2 separate regions of the Homo sapiens genome follow, and region 2 is linked to region 1. Evidence: read pairs that join two places in POLR2A ChIA-PET (ENCODE). Cell type or tissue: OCI-LY7. All regions are shown on one strand.

What was found. Peaks named below come from ENCODE experiments on the same cell type or tissue, not always from the same donor. Only the 100,000 strongest peaks of a DNase experiment are listed, where the experiment ranks them.
Region 2: POLR2A ChIA-PET joins it to region 1 with 6 read pairs; 2 of 35 experiments call an interaction of 5 or more read pairs at or near these places.

Annotation. Positions count from the first base shown.
Region 1 is chr16:12,617,407-12,622,406 of GRCh38, forward strand. No RefSeq gene overlaps it. Among named protein-coding and RNA genes, the nearest start is that of SNX29-AS3, 8.8 kb to the left of the region's middle. In OCI-LY7, CTCF peaks have their summits at 2,942 and 3,147; DNase peaks (open chromatin) are centred at 2,325 and 2,935.
Region 2 is chr16:12,289,080-12,294,079 of GRCh38, forward strand. The region is part of intron 15 of SNX29 (sorting nexin 29); the gene reads left to right. Among named protein-coding and RNA genes, the nearest start is that of SNX29-AS2, 81 kb to the right of the region's middle. In OCI-LY7, no CTCF peak of the experiment used is centred here; DNase peaks (open chromatin) are centred at 742, 1,272, 3,122 and 3,492; H3K4me3 peaks cover 2,334 bases; H3K27ac peaks cover 5,000 bases.

The DNA.
Region 1 (5,000 bases):
CCAGGCCACAGACCAAGAAACGTTCGTGGCCCATTAGGAGCAGGTGACACAGCAGAAGGTAAGCAGCTGGCGAACAAAGCGTCTGTATTTACAGCTTCTTCCCATTGGTCACATCACCACCTGAGCTCTGCCTGTCCATCAGTGGCAGCATTAGATTCTCACAGGAGAATGAACCCCTATTGTGAACTGCGCGTGTGAGGGATCTAGATTGCGTGCTCCTTCTGACAAGGTAACTAATGCCAAATGATCTGTCACTGTCTCCCACCTCCCACCTCCAGATGGGGCCGTCTAGTTTCAGGAAAACAAGGTCAGGGCTCCCACTGATTCTACATTATGGTGAGTTGTGTAGTTTCATTATTATGTCATAATTTTAAAGTACACGAGAAATGTAAGGTGCCTGAACCATCTCCCAAACTGTCCTCCCCTCCCACCAACCCCATCTGTGGAAAAACTGTCCTCCACACAACCGGTTTCCTGTTGCCAGAGTTTGCTGACTGCCAATCTACAATGTATGTGCTTTAGAGAACACCCCTTTTGTTTTTTACATTGGCTGAAACTGGTCAAGAAAATAGGCTTCTCTCCCCAAGGCCTCCCCATTTCCCAAGAAAATGAGATACTAATCAAAAAGTGGATATAAATAAGCAATTCACAGAAAATGCACTCACTGACCATATGAAAAGATGTTCACCTCATCAGCAATCAGGGGGCTATAGGTTAATGAAGTATTTCTAGCTATTAAATCACCAAAAGCTTAAATATGATCAGGTGTTCTCACACCTCACTTGTGGTCCAATTCCTATAACCGTTTTGGAGAAAATTTTGACAAAGAAATATGTGCATGCCCCAAGATGGAGCCACCATCAGTATCTCCGCTTGAAAAGCATTTACCCAAACATCAAGATGGCCTGGCCAGGGGCCTGAGCTGTGTGTAGTAAAGAAAAACAACAGGAAACCACCCAGATCGCGTCCAATTGATAGGATGGTTGTGTAAACTTTTATATATTTGGACCATAATAAACCAAGCAGTTAGAAAATTTCTCCGAGTATACTGATACAGCTGAGCTGCAAGCAGCGAAAAAACCAAGTTGCTGAATGATATGTACATGATACAGTTTATACCTAACAGTTGCTGAAAGCATAGATGTTAACGCATAGGAAAGGCCTGGGAAAGTGCACATGAAACTGAACAAGATCTGCCCCAGGGAAGGGGGAAGGAGACTGAGTCCTAGAATCATGGTAGGTGGTCATGGTACAGTGGGTAGCTAGTCAGACATGAGCAGGGAAGCAGCAGCCCCCATCCCCCCACCACCACCAGGAATGCCAGGGCACTACCAGGTCATGTTCTGGCAGTTGTTAATGGTCTGAAATAATTGGTCTCAGCCAGTGCCAGGGAAAGGCAGGCTTACAACAGATAGACACACCTGAGGGCGAGCACAGTTGCTCATGCCTGTAATCCCAGTTTGGGAGGCCGAGGTGGGTGGATCATGAGATCAAGGGTTTGAGACCAGCTTGGCCAACATAGTGAAACCCCGTCTCTGCTATAAATACAAAAATTAGCCAGGCATGGTGATGAACTCCTGTAGTCCCAACTACTCGGGAAGCTGAGGCAGGAGACTCGCTTGAACCCAGGAGGCAGAGGTTGAGGTGAGCTGAGATTGTGCCACTGCACTCCAGCCTGGGAAACAGAGCAAGAATTCGTCTCAAGAAAAAAAAAAAAAAAAAAAAAAAAAAAAAAAAAAAGACACCCTAAACTGGTCATCAACAGCTTACCAGTAAGATCTCAGGAGCTGGGCAAGTGGGCTCAAACATGCAGAGAGGCAAAATAGCAGAGTTTTAAACACTCGACTGGTAAGAGAAGAACACCTCAAGTGGGCTTGTGCACAGCTTCAGTAAGCACACTGGGCATGCTCCACTCCTAAGTGCTGACAGGCCCTGCACATGTGGACAGCCCACCCCAAGGGAAAAAAAAAATCAGGAAAGGGACCCAAGACCCCAGAAGCATGCCAACATACAAACCCATGTCAAAGATCAGCCAGTGCCCATCATCTCTCAAGTCACCCACTTGGCCTCCTTCCAAGTATACTTTACCTTCCTTTCATTCCTGCTCTAAAACTTGCCTTGGGCTTTCCTTCCACCATATGCCCCCTGGGTCAAATTCTTCTGGCTAGGTGCTGTCTCATGCCTGTAATCCCAGCACTTTGAGAGGCGGGTGGATCACTTGAGGCGAGGAGTTTGAGACCAGCCTGGCCAACCTGATGAAACCGTCTCTACTAAAAATACAAAAAATTAGCCAGGCACAGTGGCATGCACCTGTAGTCCCAGCTGCTGAGGCGGCTGAGGCAAAAGAATCGCTTGAACCGGGGAGGCAGAGGTTACAGTGAGCTAAGATCACGCCACTGCACTCCAGCCTGGGCAACAGGCTGGACTTTTTTTTTTTTTTTTTTTTTTTTTGACTCCTACCACCTCCCCCCACCCAAAACAAAAAAAAAAACCAAACACCTTCTGCAGGTGTTTACATTTGCTGCTATTAAAAGACTTTAGTCACACCAACAATCTTAAAAATCAAGACAAAGGATGAACCAACTGAGTAAAAACCCATTTAAAATAGAAATCTGTTTTGTCCCCCAGCTTTCCCATTAGTTGGATACTTACTTTACACTGCATTCTAAAAGCCCAGATGAGATCATCACCCAAGCAGTAAAAATGAAAGCATCAAAAAGGGTTCCTGAACATAGAGAAAATAGTTTATCTTTAATAAAAACCTTAACTTCTTTGTATCAAATAACAGAAGCCAAAAACCCAAAGGCAGAGAAATCTAGAAGAGCATTAAGTACATATGTAATATAGAAAGTTCTACAAACCAAGGTAGAAAAGACCAAGAATACTGTAATAAAATAGGCACACAATTTCCAGAATTAAACCAATAGACCCAAGAACATGTCTGACCTCACGTGGCAGGGAGAGAAATTAAAACAAATGGTAGAACATTTTTTTGGCTACCAAAATGGTCCAAATGAAAAAATAATGTTGACAAAGTAGGATGAACCATTCCCAGCAGTACTGTCCAAAGAAAATAGATACAAACCATATGTGTATCTTCTAACACTACCAGAACCCATTGCAGAAAGAAAAAGGTGCAATTTTAGTACTATATTTAAACACTATATCAGAAGTATTTCGAGTCACTATAAACATTTACGAGCTATTCACTTTTGGAGGGGTACTAATTCTTTCAAATTTGCCATGTGTCTTAGGCTCCTACTATATCTCAATCCAGATGCAAAATTTTACTACAAATTTAAGTTTCATAAAATTTTCCATTGAGAAGGACATTCATATACTTAAGTTGTTTCCAACATATTTAAGCTTCCCAGTAACAGAATGAGTAACAGGTCTTACAATTTATTCCAGAGTGGTTGAAATACAATTCAATCCAGTTACCTCGGTCACACCAACCTTTTTTGGGAGGTGGTGGTGGTTGTGAAGACAGGGTCTCACTGTCACGCACGCTGTAGTGGCAGGATCACAGCTCACTGCAACCTCCGCCTCCTAGGCTCAAATGGTTCTCCCACCTCAGCCTCTTGGAGTAGCTAAGACCATATGCATGTGCCACCATGCTTGGCTAATTTTTTAATTTTTGGTAGAGATGGGGTTTCGCCATGTTGCCCAGACTGATCTCAAACTCCTGAGCTCAAGTGAATATCCAATCTCAGCCTCCCAAAGTGCTCGGATTACAGGCTTGAGCCACCACACCTAGCCTTGACAACTCTTCAAGTGTATGAAAGCCACCTGTGGCTGGTGGCTGCCATACTGAAGGCTACAGTTCTAGAATAAGTGCACCCGCCCAACCCAGGTCCCGGCTACAAGTGGAGGCAGCTCTTTCCAGAGTTTCCCAAACCCTGATATCACCGTGCTGTCTGATCAACATTCCCTGCGATTTCCAGACTCAACCGTCCTGGCCTCATCCACAGGTGCCTTCCAGGCTGCCCTGTTCTTGCTGTGACTTTTGCCATGAGGCACATAGAGCAGTTTAGTCAATTGCTACCCTCTTCAGTTCTCACGCTGTAAATTGTAAACTATGGGAATAAGAATGATACTTAAAGCAACAGGCTCCTTTTACCAAGTAGACTGCATGCTAAATGCTTTGCATCCTTTGTCATTTGTACCCCTTTCTACTTATATGCAGGAAACAAGCTTAGAAAAGGACATCTTAGGGCCTCATTAGTAAGCAAAGAACCACTTGTCCTTGGAACTGGAGCGAACTGGCCCCAAACCCCATGCTCTCCCCCCTTCCTCACAGTTCTGGCCTAATTGGGTGTGCAATCTCCCTCCCCCAGTCACCCACAGTGGCTCCCAGCACTCCTTGGGGATTTGGGTCAGCGGGACACCGCCTAGGACACTGCTTCTCAGACATTAGGCCAAGATAGCACCAAGAAAAAGGAAACCCCCACATGGGAACCTACCCTTCTCTAGGTAAAGAGCTATTGTGCGCGATGCCTTAAATAGATGCTCATTTAATTATCACAGCTATTTCTCAAGTCAGAACTGTCATCACCATTTTACAGAAAACAAGTGAGTCAAAGGCAAACATCTGGGAAGCTGTGGGGCTAGGATTTGGTGGACTGCTACCCCAGCAGAAAACTGGGGATGCAGGGGTGAGTCCCACGAGGCAGGGTTCACCCCATGCCCCTCTTCCCGAGATGATCACAGTACTTGTCTCCAGGGTCTGTGGTCCTACCAGAGTCTAATCCACAGTATGTAAAGCAAGTTTTTTTTTTTTTTTTGGAGAAGGAGTCTCATTCTGTGGCCCAGGCTGGAGTGCAGTGGTACGATCTTAGCTCACTGCAAACTGCACCTCCTGGATTCAAGCAATTCTACCTCAGCCTCCTGAGTAGCTAGGATTACAGGCACCCACCACCACGCCTGGCTTTTTTGTGTTTTTGGTAGAGATGGGGTTTCACCATGTTGGCCAGGCTGGTCTCCAACTCCTGACCTCAGCA
Region 2 (5,000 bases), 330 kb before region 1:
GATAAGGAGGGAGGATGGAAACAGATTCTAGCTGGCGACACGGTTTCTGATGTGAGCACTTACTGGGTAAACAGCCGTGTGTGCTGCCTTGGATGGCAGGCCCCTTCTGATGCCTCTTGTGCTCACTGGATGTTCCCATCTGTTCCTGTGTGCTGGGGTTATCCGCCCATGCAGCAGGAGGAGAAGGGTCCACTACTGGCACTGTCTTCTTCTCAAGGGCTCTTCCTTCTTCCCTCCTCTCCCTTGGCCTCTCAGTTACTGTTTGCATTTGCCTGGGGCATGTTCAGGTGCAGGTCACAATTGTGCCTCTGTGCAGGCATGCTTGCGCCCCTAGCCTTCTAGTGTTTATCCTTGCTGATCTTTTGATTTCTCTCACAGAACCTTGGATACCTCGTTTCCCATTTCCTGGTGAGGTCACCACCCTCTCCGGTGGTGGCGCTGGGCCCTGATCTTTGCTGTTTCTCCACCCCATGTGTTCTGTTTCGCTTCCATTTCTGCTGAAGCCTCATTTCCAGTTGTGCCTCTGATCTGGAAGTCTGGAGTACTTGCGAACGAACAGATGAACTTCCTTAGAGAAACACTTGGAAAATGATCCAATACTCCTTTTTGGGCGATAGATAAAAATACTTGTAATTATAGTGGCTGGTTTTCAGCTTTTCAGACCCACACTATTTTGGGCCTGTTTTATATTTGCCTTCCTCTTTGAGGCGGGAAGTGGCTTCAAGAAGCCACTTCTGGGTCCCCAGAAGGAGTCGTGTGGCCTTGATGGACGCGAGTGAAAGAGATGTAGTCCTGTCAAGGTTGGGCTCAGAGTTCAGTATACACCCGGCGAAGGGGCAGGGCTGTCCTGAATGCTGCATGAGCTCAGCCTGCAGGCAACATAAAGGGCTCGTCACTGGCAGTGTGGAGCTGGAGAAACGGGATACAGCGGGAGTGGAGAACGCTGAGACAGGGCGGAGGGAGGGACTTGTTGCATTTAATGCATGTAGACGGGCAATGACAAACTACTCTGGGCCCAGTCTACTTGGGCCATTTCTTTTTCTGCTTAAAACTTACCAGTGGCTCACTTTAGCATTTAGGTTCCTGTAAAAGTAACATGTTCACATGTTAAAGTAAGCCTTTTTGCTATACTCTTGCCTTCCTCTTCAGTCATGCTTCTTACCTTGCTCTGAGCATGTTTTCCTTTCTCAAATGCACGTGTTCTCACTGCAGACCTTCACACAGGCAGGTGTAAGGTCCCACCTGGAACCCTGTTCTTTTTTTATGAACCCTTTCCTGTCCGTTTTCGCTGGCTGACTTCTGATCTTTCAGATCTCATCCTGGAAGCCTTCTCAAATCACCCCACTGCACTCTTGAAGACTGATTCAGTTTGCCCCAGGTGTCCTGCACGTCCTTTGTGTCACCTCTCCTAATCCTCCTAGTACGGTGTCGTGAATGTGTCCCATTTACCTGTGTTCATCCTTCATGACCTCTGGTACCTGGTTGATGCTTGTATGATTTAATAATTTTTTTGGTTGCAGAATAAAAAAACTTGGCTCAAGCTGTCTGTGACAAAGACTGTGTGATTTATCAAGGTCTGTCTCATTTTTCTTTTTGTAGACACATAGGACAGATGCATTTCCTAGTCTCCTTTATGGGTAGCTTGGGACTGTGTGACTAGTTTTGGCCAGTGGGTTGAAAGTAGAGGTAATGAGTGTTATGCTAGACTGAGGCATAGGAGAGTGGGGATGAGTTTTCTTGGTTCTTGCTCCCCTGCCATGGTGATTCTGGAAGCTTTGTGTTCCATGATGCATAGCTAGAAAATGATACTGACCTGGATCCCTGAGTCACTGCTTGGAGGAGAGTTTCTCTGTTGTGTTGCTGGATCCACTATAGACTTTTTAAGAGCAAGAATTGAATGGTATCTATTCAGCTTGTTATTTACCACTGAGTCGAGCCTGTCGTGGTAATCTCGAGGAAGGTAATCCTTTGGCCTCAGGAAAAGTCTGGCTTTAGCTGTGGCAAATGCTTGATACTTGAGCTGTGTTACGAGGCTCCTGTTTCTCTCTCTTTAGTGCTTTCCTCTTCCCTTTCTGGGTTGACATCATTTTTGGTAGCTGTTATTAGTCCATTGTCACGGTGCTGATAAAGACATGCCCAAGACCGGGAAGAAAAAGAGGCTTAATGGACTCACAGTTCCACATGGCTGGGGAGACCTCACAATCATGGCAGAAGGCAAGGAGGAGCAAGTCATGTCTAACATGGATGGTGGCAGCAAAGAGAAAGAGCTTGTGCAGCCCCTTATACAACTGTCAGATCTCGTGAGACTTGCTCACTGTCACGAGAACAGCACGGGAAAGACCCGCCCCCATCATTCAGTTACCTCCCACTGGGTCTCTCCCACGACACGTGGGAATTGTGGGAGCTACAATTCAAGGTGAGATTTGGGTGGGGACAAAGGCAAACCATATCAGTAGGTTTTCCTCCTCAGGGTCACAGATGGCTGTGATCACCCCTGGGCACATAGTTTTTCTTCCAGGTTCACATTCATAGGAAACAGCAAGAGTCTCTCCATTCTTGTCAAAAACCTTATGTTTACTCTGTAGAGTTAACTTAGGTTCCATTCTCTCTTTTCAGCTGATCACAGGATCTGGCTTGTGCTAAGACAGGGAAGAGCTCCATTGAGACATGGAGAAGGGAGATTGGGGAGAGGGATGGATCCCCAGATGAAAACTGGGACTGTTGCTAGGGGAAGCGGATGCCATGGTGGCAGAAAACCAAGGTTCACTTCAGTGCTCAGTGCATGAATGAATGGATGAGTGAGTGAAGAGTGAGTGAGAGCCAGATCAGTGGATATATTGAAGAATCAGCCCTCTCCCTTGCCTTCGGGTGCTCACAGCCTACTAGTAGAGTTAGCGTCATAAAACAGTAATTTTTAGCAGCAAGCAATCAGTGAATCAAAAGAAGAGGGAAATTGGCGCTGTCAGATCTGCTGGTGGAGGGGTTGTGGTTTGGGGTGTATTAGACAAGATAGTGCAGAAATGTTCATTTCGAAGCTGGGCTTTGCAGGTAGAATAGGACCTTGCCAGTGAGACAGGGTGGGGAAGGGCAGTCCAGATGGCAGGAACAGCAGGTGCGAAGGTTTGGCCACCTGGGCGTGTCAGGTGGCAACTGACTGATAGACCGTAGAGTGAGACAGAGGCAAGACGCCTCCATAGTTCCTTTTTTAGCACTGTTTGTCATTCCTACTAGAGAGAGTCTTTTAGGTTTCAGATGCTACAATTAATGTTTCTTTTTCTGAAAGTGGTAGGATTGGAAAGTTCTCCCTTTTCCTCGTTTTTTCTGTGTCTTGATTCTCCCTAACACAGGTGCATGTGGAGAGCTGCACCTTCCTCCCGTGGCCGCTCTTGGCCTTTGGATAGGAATTTCCTCTTAAGTCCCCAGCCAGTCATTTCAGACCCATTGAGGAAGATAGAGTTTTGTCAGGTCAGTGGTGCTGAGAGGCTTCTGTTTCTTAAAGGTGCTCTTCTAGTTGATTGTAAGGGGCACTGCCAGAAGACTTTCAGCTTGAATGGCTTGTAGCAGTTTGGCTTGGAAGACATCTTGTAAAAAGCGTTGACTCCAGGTGCCCCGCCATTTTAGAAACATCCCCCGATATGTAATAGTGAGACTTAGGACTTTGCTTCTAATAGTGTGATATTCTTGTTTGTTTAATTTGAAGGATCTAAAACCTTCTGTTGCCTCCCTGTTCTCTTCCTCTGTGAGGCTGATACAAGGCACAGTGGCTCTAGTGTTAGTTAAGCTTGTAAGGATCAGAGATTTTACTAACCTTGTTTAAGTTCTTACAGAAGAATTTTTGCTAACGTCCAGCTGAGGAACTTTCTTATGTAGAATAAATCAAAATTTTCACCAGAGTAGTTCACTCTTATTAATGAATGAATAATGAATAGACAAATTATTTAAATCTAAATTAATATAATTGACACCATTTAATAAGCATGTACTATGTGTCAAACATTGCAGGGGCATCATATACATCTTTTTATTACTATACATATATTTTCAAAGAGATGCGGTCTTGCTATGTTGGCCAGGCCAGTCTTGAACTCCTGGCCTCAAGTGATCCTCCCACCTTGGCCTCCGAAAGTGCTGGGGTTATAGGTGTGAGTCACCACGCCTGACCCCATCATATGCATCGTGTCATTTAATCTTCACGACAACCTTGCAAGGTAGGCGGTGGTGGATGCTGAGGCTCAGAAAGGTTGAGTAGAATATCCCGAGTTGCATAGTCAGCAAGTGGCAGAGCTGACGTCTGGACCCAGTTCTGATAACAGCAGTGACTGTGATCCTGCTTTCCTGCTGTTCAGACAGTGTGTTTGTTTCCGAAGATTAGCCAGCCTGCGGTAGAGGTTAAGCTCATCGTTTCTGTTTCCTGACACATTTTATGACTGTCTTCTGGTGGAAGACGTTTCTAAAGCCTGAAAGAGACTTGAAATTGGACTTGGAATGACTTTGAGGTTTTGTAGCTTCTCCTGATTGATTACAGTGCAAATTAACTAAATGAATTATTTAGCTCAACTAATAGCGTGCTTTCATCCAATAGCTTGGTAGAAAGAACATATTGAACATTTTTTACTTAATCCACTTTGGGGGAATATTTGAACAGATTAAAAAAATAAAGTACAAAGGATCTTTTTTATCAATTAATTTTGAGCCATTCTGTTCTTTTGGAAAGCTGCAGATATCTTTCTCAATGATTGTTAAAATCCTTATCAGGCTGGCAAGCTTGCATTCATTCAGTGCTTATACGGTGCCAGGCATATTCCTAAGCACTTTATTTATCTCATGTGATCCTTATAGCTACTCTGTGTGGCGGTATTACTCTCATCCTCGCTATACAGAGGAGGAAACTGAGGTGTGGTGTGCTTACTGATGGTCAGGGTCATGTAGGTGCTCAGATTCCAGACCTGAAGCTCACAGCCACTCTCCGGGGAGGAGAACTTTGAATCCAAACACCAGGA